Regions from separate parts of the Homo sapiens genome. Here region 1 is linked to region 2. A link is an interaction called in ENCODE POLR2A ChIA-PET data of the cell type or tissue named here. Cell type or tissue: MCF 10A. All regions are shown on one strand. Region 1 overlaps SSBP2 (single stranded DNA binding protein 2). Region 2 overlaps SSBP2 (single stranded DNA binding protein 2).

Evidence for each region. Peaks named below come from ENCODE experiments on the same cell type or tissue, not always from the same donor. Only the 100,000 strongest peaks of a DNase experiment are listed, where the experiment ranks them.
Region 1: POLR2A ChIA-PET joins it to region 2 with 6 read pairs; 4 of 35 experiments call an interaction of 5 or more read pairs at or near these places.

Annotation. Positions count from the first base shown.
Region 1 is chr5:81,701,088-81,706,087 of GRCh38, forward strand. All of the region lies in intron 1 of SSBP2 (single stranded DNA binding protein 2), which reads right to left. Among named protein-coding and RNA genes, the nearest start is that of SSBP2, 48 kb to the right of the region's middle. In MCF 10A, no CTCF peak of the experiment used is centred here; no DNase peak of the experiment used is centred here.
Region 2 is chr5:81,623,704-81,628,703 of GRCh38, forward strand. The region is part of intron 3 of SSBP2 (single stranded DNA binding protein 2); the gene reads right to left. Among named protein-coding and RNA genes, the nearest start is that of SSBP2, 120 kb to the right of the region's middle. In MCF 10A, no CTCF peak of the experiment used is centred here; a DNase peak (open chromatin) is centred at 2,998.

The DNA.
Region 1 (5,000 bases), 77 kb after region 2:
AGGCTTAATCGTTTCTAGCTTTTGATTTAAAGCAAAAGACATATGATTCTTCCTTTCACTTGAACACTTAGAGGCCATTGTAGGTTATTAATTGGCCTAATTGTAATACTTTCATGTCTCAGAGACAGGAAGAGAGATGGGAAACAGCTGTTTGGTGGAGCAGTGAGAACACACACAACATTTATCAATTATATTCTCCATCTCCTGTGGGTGAGGTTTGTGGCATCCCAAAACAATTTCAACAGTAGCATCAAAGATCACTGATCATAGAACCTCATAATAGATATAATAATAATAAAAAGTTTGAAATAGAAGAAAAATTACCAAAATGTGATGTGGAGACACAAAGTGAGCCCATGTCCTTGGTAAAATAATACCAACAGACTTGCTCTATGCAGGGTGGCCACAAACCTTCAATTTGTAAAAAATAATATTGTCTACTGAGTATAATAAAGTGGAGCACAATAAAACAAGGTGCACCTGTACTATGTGCCAAGCACCATGCTAAATTATCCCACTAAAGATGTCTCAAATAAAATGAGAACATTTTGAGTAGGCTAATTTTATAAGGCCTTTTATTTTAGTTGTACCAAAACAAGCCCTCCAAAATACAAAAGCACTAAAGGAATAGACATCTTTGTCACTTTGTTCCATCCTTGGCACCTAAAGAAACTCCTGGACTGAACATAATTATTTACTTCAGCAACTCTGAGTCTTTGACATTATAATGTACATTATAAATCTCTAAGAAGAGATATAAGTATGCACCATACCATAAACCTATCTGACCTCAGAACCCTGTTAACCAACGATGCCAATTTATTAATACATAGTAGTTAATGAAAAGTTTAGAAAATATTGCATTAATGTTTTCACAGATTATTAAAATGTATGTTTAACTGTATCATTAATAGGGATTATCTGAAACAAAGTTATATGGGACTAATAAGGTACACACTGAAAGAAATCACTATTGTAATTTTTTTAATTAAAAAAAAGATTCGGCCAGGCACGGCAGCTCACGCCTGTAATCCCAGCACTTTGGGAGGCCGAGGCGGGTAGATCACGAGGTCAGGAGATCAAGACCAGCCTGGCCAACATGATGAAACCACGTCTCTACTAAAATACGAAAAATTAGCTGGGCGTGGTGGCGCACACCTGTAGTCCCAGCTACTCAGGAGGCTGAGGCAGGGGAATCGCTTGAACCCAGGAGTCAGAGGTTCCAGTGAGCCAAGATGGTGCCACTGCACTCCAGTCTGGCAACAGAGCGAGACTCCCATCTCAAAAAAACAAACAAACAAACAAACAAATTCTGTAATATTTAGAAGAGGACAAAAGCTATAGATAGAATCTGCCTACTACTCAATCTCACTTATATAAGGGCTCTCATGCAAAGCAATAGAAACAAAATAATGGAAGCTCCAAAATAGGCATCGGAAAATACAAAGTATATGAAACACAATGCCATAAGTTCTGAAAAAATGCAGGAATGCTATTTTTTTTTGAAACTGAACTTCTCAATTTTACACTTTCATCCAGACATTTGAGTGTGAGCTCTCTGCTAGTGCTCAATCCCAATAGAAAGAATCCCTATTTCAGAGAATCCAAATGCCAGTTTAAACTGGGTCCCTACATTTTTCTGTCATTTTATTTTAGGGGGATAAAATTGAGATTTATTTTTGCCACTTTCCACTATGTCCCCCTGAAGAGCTACATAGTATCTTCATTGCCTTTAGCCAGCTAAGAGATCTGTGACCTACACTAAGTTGCCAATCAAGCCTTATATTGAACTACAGCACAGTAAAAGAACTCTGATTTCTCATGCTGTGGCTCAATCTTAATGTACTCAAGCTCCAACAACTGGGAATAAGAGCAGATATTACACACATTCCCCACTATCTACAACAGACAAGTTGGTCATTTTAATGAGGGATTTTTGTCTGTTTTATTCTTTTTATTCCTTTTTGCCCATATCTTATTCAGTATTCTTTGTGTGGTGGCTACTTTGCTAAAGTGGTTCAATATTTAATCAAGGATTAAATGGTAAAGCAGTTTGCCTATTAAATTATAAAAACCTTTAGTGTTTACATAGCCTTTTCTAATTAATTAAATAACTTAATTGAAATTAAAAATTAGATTTTAAAGTAAGCTTTGAGAATACACAAGTTATTTTGAAGATATTCAGCCATGAATACAACATATATCAGTCATGGTATTACAGGACACACAGACAGTGCCAGCAACCCAGGAAGATCTCCAGAGCTCAGGCAGCCTGAGCTACAGTCTGCAGTGCTTGTTAGATGGACACTCAAAATCGGGCATTGGAATAGTGATTCCCTGAGACAGGAAAAGCACATCAGGTTATCCAAGGAGGTCCAGAGGGAATGGGTGCAGCACACCAGCATGGCACATGTATACATATGTAACTAACCTGCACATTGTGCACATGTACCCTAAAACTTAAAGTATAATAATAATAAAATTTAAAAAAAGAAAAAAAAGAAAAAAGTCAAAACAATTATTTTTTAAATTCAGTTGTTTAAATTCAATTCCTCTACTGAGTTTAAATCTTTGTATTTATTTTCCTAATAGATAACACTGGATTTATTAATGTTCACTAATGATTTCCCTTAAAAGAGAAATGCCAAAAACAAGACTAATAAAGTCAATTTATTTTAGATTATCTTTCAGTTTATTTTAAACTAATGTTTTTCTTTTTTTTAAATGCGCAGATCCAAAATATGGTGACTACTTTTTCATTGTACCCACTAACAAATTCTAGGTTGCTTCCTTACTGTATTTTGTTTTATAGTAAATAGAATGAGGCAGAGCTGAAGATACTTGCTACCTAAAATGGGTAAGTCAAAGACATCTGACTATGGAGCTTTACTGCTGCTTTAGTCCCTTGGACATGACCACAGAACACCAGGAGCTGAGGAAATTGGCCAAGCTGAGCCACGTGGAACAGTCACATCATCATTACTGTCCAGGTTCCACTGGCATTTGTGTTACCCAACCAATGAGGTACAGGGTTGGGGATTCTTCTTAGTTATCTGATGCTCTTTTGTTCTCTTTTTCTCAATCCTTTCACTGAGGCATATAATTAATGATGACATGACTACGATTGGTGAGGAGTATGGCAGGCTTTCACTATCTCTACTTCACTAACGAATATAAAAACTCTAATCTCACATATGCTTTCCAAGTTACCTATGAGTCTTATGAAATAACATCACTGGCTCCCATTTCTCTGACATACTACCAACATCTGTTCAGTTCTACCACTTACATTACATAAAAACCCACTAGTTCCCAAGTTTTGAATGTACATATGCATACAGGCACACATGCTCGCACACATATATACACATGCACACACACATATACACAATATTATACAATTGTTTAGGGATTTAAAAAGCATTCCCTGGCCAGGCATGGTGGCTCGGCCTGTAATCCCAGCACTTTGGGAGGCCAAGGCAGGTGGATCACCAGGTCAGGAGCTCAAGACCAGCCTGGCCAATATGGCGAAACCCCGTCTCTACTAAAAATACAAAAATTAGTTGGGCGTAGTGGCGCGCACCTTTAGTCCCAGCTGCTTGGAAGGCTGAGGCAGGAGAACCGCTTGAACCCAGGAGGCGGAGGTTGCAGTGAGCCGAGATCACACCACTACACTCCAGCCTGGGTGACGGGGAATGATTCCATCTCAAAAAAAAAAAAAAAAAAAAAAAAAAATGCATTCCCTATTCACATTAGTTATTGAAATACTAGGCTAAGTTTAAATGAGTTTCTTTATTTCCAGACCACTCAGAATATTTAACGTGTTAATCTATATTAAGAATTTCTTGACATAAAAATAATATATCACATTTCCAAATCTATTTGGCTATGGAGACCTTTTTGTGCAGAAGGTTTTTATAGCACATACTTTGGAAGCCACTTAACCAAAGTATTCAAAACACACAAAATATATACATATTTGTTTTTATGTATATTACATGTATATAATATACAACAAATCTGAATATATTATTTACTCATCCACTTACCCACCCATTCCAACAGCCATCCAACAAATAGTATATATAGTGCCTATATATGTGAACACTCTTGTGCATAGTGATAGGGGAGAGGAAAACACTTGAAAATATGTTTAACAAATTTTTCTATACTCCTCTTATTAATCTGCAAATAAAATGTTAGAGTTTTTTAAAAGCCAATTAATAGAGTATAATTCTTAAAAATCTAGTAATGGAAAGCAACAGATCCCCCTTAAAAAGTGATAAGTAGCAAACCAAGGAAATGTTATATACTTTACAAAAGTGCTTTAATATTAAAGGACACATATATTTTGAGATATTTTTATTCTACACAATTTTCCAGAAACAACTCAAAGAAAAAATAATTAACTGATCCTTTTAGGTACTTAAATATATACTTTAGGATAAAGAGCCATAAACACACCAAGCCAATTAACTACATCGCAATTAGATGTCAACTAATTAATAATTGTAAAAAACTAATTATTTTAAGCCTTTCTCTTGTATTTCAGAATCTTTGGAAGTCAAGTCCTTCCTTTAGCTCCCTCATCTTATTCCTGACTTTTTATATTGCAAACTCTAGGAAAAATCTAAAATTATTTGACTATGAATACTGGTATTAAGTAAAACTTAAAATGGCAAAACATTTTAAATTGGACAGGTTGGGAACCAAACATACCCACCCTGAGTATGTTATATTAAAAAGTCAAAAAGCAACAGATGCTGGCAAGACTATGGAGGAAAGAGAACACACATACACTGTTGGTGGGAATGTAAATTAGCTCAGCCACTGTGGAAAGCAGTTTGAAGATTTCTCAAATAACTCAAAACACAACTACCAATCAACCCAGCAATCCTATTACTGAATATATATCCAAAAGACAATAAGTCATTCTACCAAAAATACACCTGCACTCATACGCTGATCACAGCATATTCACAGTAGCAAAGACATGGAAT
Region 2 (5,000 bases):
GGCGTATGCCCTAAGAGTTATTAAATAAACATCAGAAATAATTATTTCTAAATATATAGTTAAATTAAATATTTATCTTATAATAGTAACATTGTTCTACTTCTATTTCTATGTTTGCCTTTATGGATTTAGTGGAAGGTCAAATATTTATAAGACCAACCTTAGAGATTATAAAACAAGTGATTAAAAGAGGATAATTTTATAGGTGGTGTTTCTGAGAATCCTGTATTGCTTATACATGATCTTGTTTAACATAGGCAAAGAAATAGAGCCTTTAAAAACATGTCTCATGGCAAGCCTTGTGCTAGGTAGGTCCCATATCTTAGTGTCTAGGACAAGTGTGTATTATTTTCCATACATTTACAATGTCTATTCTATCATTCTAAAGATCAGTAAATCTTCAATTTTAAAAAAGCCCTACTCATCAGGAGAGTTTCATAATTAAGTCTATAATAATCTAGGATATGTTATGAAATTTACATGATAAAATTAATTAAAAATTAAATACAAATTTAGTTTTAGTGCTATGATATTCAAGTTTTAACACATGCCCCATCTATTTTATTAAGCATATGTATGTTCCTCCTTCTAAGAATCACAGGTAGGAAAGACATTTCAAAATTTTATCATTTTTAGAAAATTCGATCACATTTTGCCTATTTGTAAAACAAGGTTGAGTATCCCTTATCTGAAATTCTTGGGACCAGAAGTGCTTCAGATTTAAATTTTTTTTGATTTTGAAATATTTTCATTATACTTATACTTAGTGGTTGAGCATCCCAAATCTGAAAATCCAAATTCTAAAAGGCTCTAATAAGCATTTCCTTTGAGTTTCATGTTGGCACTCAAAAGTTTTAGATTTTGGATCTCAGGTTTTCAGACTAGGGATGCTCAACCTATATAGTGACTGGTATAATACCATCCTAATATTTGAGAACAATTGGCCATATCATGACATCAACAACAAAGGCTGTAGTAAGACCAAAATATATGATTTTAGTCCACATTCTGCAATTAATCCATGCTTGGTTTTGTGAGCTAGTAGACAAATCACTTAACTATAATGTTATAGCCTTATTTAGAAAATAATGAGGCTAAAACCAGAAGACTTCTATAAACCTTCATGAATAAAAAATTTAAAAACTATTTTCTTCCAGTAATATTTCAAATATGCATTAAATACCACGTCTATATAATATGCTGCCATACACTGCCCAAGAAAATAAAAAGGTATGTAATCCATGGCACAAATGTGACTATTGGTCCAAAACTAGTGATGAATTCAAAATTGCTCACTTGCTCAAAATTGCTCACTTGCTCAAAATTGCTCACTTCACCTATATATGCTACATAACTTGATGTAAGGTTATATAGTATATATAAAAATTTCACTAATATTTTTAACAAATGCTTTTGGCTGATATTATGACAATGTGATAATTAGTATACAAAAATGTAGACTTATCTCCTAGAGGAAGAAGTAGGACTTTTAGTTTAGGTAAGTTTCATAGCAATACTTGATTTGTGCTTGGGTCGAGGGATTTTTCTGATGTACTTTAGTAAGCTATTCTGATGATCCACTGTACTTGTTCCTTTATCTCCAAGAGGGCCAAGCTCAGAAAATTTTGAACCTCTAAAGATGCAGACTTTGCCCCTCTACAACCTGAGATGCTGGTGACTAAGGAGCTTCTCAGTTCCTCTAATCCTACAACTATTAAACATGAAAGCAAATATTATCCTTGAAATGTAATGGGTTCATCATCATGAATAATACTTTAGAGTTTTATACACTCTTTATTCCCAAGCAGAAACAAGTGAAAATTTTATATTTTACAAATGAAGACACAGACTGAATACAGAGAAGCAAAACTTACAAAGTATTGAAGTCTTTGATCTCATATCATTTATTATTATTAAAATCTTCCCCTCATAAATCAAGAGAAAATACGGCATTCCCAAGTTGAAGATTCTCAACCAAACACTGTATCTCCCTCTATTCCTGAGAATGTAAGTTGAAATGACTTAGGTAGCTTGTTAATATCTCAAGGGAACACAGAAAGCAAAATGGTTGTCAGAGAAGTCTACAAGGGTGAATAAACATGCCAGATGTGTCCCAGAAGATGGAATGCTAACATAATTATACAACTTATGCCACTGGCCAGATCTAGGACTACCCGACAACAAAAATTTTTTAAAAGACAGAACAAAACAATAAAACGCCATGGAAAACATTTTTTCTGAGGAACAAGCCACGTTGTTATAAGCTCAAGTCTTAATAACTAAGGAAGTCATTTGTCTTTGTCCCAAAAATATATCAATGAATGTTAGTTACTGACAATCTCTGTTTAAGAAAACTATCCTATCCATTCATAAGACCAAAAACAGTTTCACATGAAATGTGTATGTACCTGTTCTTCATCTTAGAACTTCCCCATATGTATAACTTGTATTAATATTATTCCCTAGCATTACTTAATACCTTTAAAAATGAAAGCATTAAATTTTGCTTCACTTTTATAAAATTCTCACAATACTCCTGGATTAGAAATCAATTTCTATTTTAAAATATAATGAAGATAGTTACCATTATTGAGTAAGTACTATACAAGCATCATATACGAAGTATCACATATTCAACATCTAATCCTTCTAATTATTATCCCCACTTTGTAGATGAAGGAACTGAAGCTTAGGTTAAATTAGATTAAATAATTTGCCTAAAGTCACACAGTGGCAGAGCTGGGCTTGAGCCTTTTAATTATTACGTTATTTTGTTTCTAACGTGAGTGTGGTTTTAAGAGTTCTTAATGCAAGACTCCTTATTCTGATTATGGGCAGGTTTCTACAGTTCCAGCAGTCTGAGCAGCATCAGCTATTATAAGAGTGGGATGGATATCTGTACCAGATAAGACAGCAAGCACATTGTTAGCCTACCTTTGACCCCATGCACCAACTCATTTCCTGAATATCCTATGGCAACCACCCCCTCACCCTACATGCAGCTGCCAGGGATCCGTGGATGCCTCAATATAGACATGACTCAGAAGAGAAAACTTTTGAGTCCCATTTATATACACTGCCTGGAATTAGCCACTCACAATGCTCAAATGGGAAATGTAATTAATGACTTATTAATAGTGGGACACTGAATTGAGCTCTGTGATTAAGAAATATGTGTTACTGAGATGAGCACTGGTTACAATTCAGGAACTTGAATTCTAACTCTAAATTTGACCTTGGGCAAATAGTTTTTTGATTTATGTAAAAAGAGAAAATAAATGTTATGTATTTTACAGTGTTTTATACAGAGACAAAGAGATGACATACGCAAAAGTAATTTTAAAAGAAGCTTAAAGGTACTAAAAATATTATAGAAAAAGTCTCATATAGCTAGTATAGCGAAATAAAAAGTTTTCTAATTAACTTGAGTAACATTTGCCTCATTTTTCTTTTGAGTCCTTTACATTTAATGAAGATTCCCTCCGTTTTTTACAATGTTCTCTCCCCACCAAATTTTCCTCTGTATTCCACATGCCTTTCCTCTTCTCCCATGCTGAATTTTAGTTTTGTTCTCTATGGCCTATGTTTTTTGCCTTCTCTCTTGCTAACACTTTTTCTCCCTTCTCACTCTTATCAGCCTCCTCCTTCTAGCCCCGTTGTCACCTACACTGTCTTATACGATGCTTAGTTTAACCCAACTCAAATAGTTATTATACCTTGCCTGTTATAGGAAAGACATACCAGATGAGTAAAAACCAGTAAGCCAATTATAAATATTATACCATTCTAGTGAGCTAACTAATGCCATTGCACTTGTTTTCCTGTGGGTATTTGGTTATTCTTAGCTATACCTGATATTATTCATTAGGTTCTAAAATAATTAGAGTGCTAGCATACTACAAGATTGGACTTTCCACCACCAGGTGAAAGAAACAGAATTCTTAGAATAATCTTATATTTTATTTTCTCTACAATGTTATATATATTTGATTTCAGGATATAAATACAGGGGACCAAAGTCACTTTAAAAGGTGCTCTATATTTTTATTTTGTTAAATAAAAATGAGGTATAGGCTGGTTGTGGTGGCTCATGCCTGTAATCCCAGCACTTTGGCAGGCAGAAGCAGAGGCGAGTGAGTCTCGATCCCAGGAGTTTGAGACCAGCCTGAGCAACAACAGCAAAACCTCATCGCTACAAAAAAATATGAAAAAGTAGCTGGGCATGGTGATATGCTCCTTTAGTCCCAGCTACTCAGGAGGCTTAGGTGGGAGGATCACTTAAGCCCGGGAGATGGAGGCTGCAGCGAGCTATGATTGTGCCACTGCACTCCAGCCTGGGTGACCCTGTCTCAAAAAAAGAAAAAAAAAAAAGGTGTACTTGTCTGCTCTCAAGCTGCTAATAAAGACATACCTGAGACTGGGTAATTTATAAAGGAATGAGGTTTAACTGACTCACAGTTCAGCATGGCTGGGGAGGCCTCAGGAAGCTTAGAATCCATGGCAGATTCACATGGCGACAGCATGGAGAAGAATGAAAGCTGAGCGAAGGGGGAAGCCCCTTACAAAACCACCAGATTGTGTGAGAACTTACTATTTCTAGAATAGCATGGGGGAATCGCCCTCATGATTCAATTACCTCTCACCAAGTCCCTCCCACCACACGTGGGGATTATGGGAACTACAATTCAAGATGAGATTTGAGTGGGGACACAGCCAAACTATATCAAGAGATATGAGAGTTATAAAAGGCATCATATCAAGAGCTATAGTTTCTGCAATTAAAACTTTAAATAGAAAGTTTTTAAAAGCCTATGTTTTAAAATTGCACAAGTAAAAAAACACATTAACATCAGAAGAAAGAAGCTTATTGGCATTTTTATTTCTGGAACTAATGTAAGAGTTGGGAATGTTTAACAAAAAGTACAAACAAGAAGCAAGTTTTCAGAGGGGATTTGATTCAGGTAAATGTATTATAAACTGGGATGCTGAGTATGGGGTAA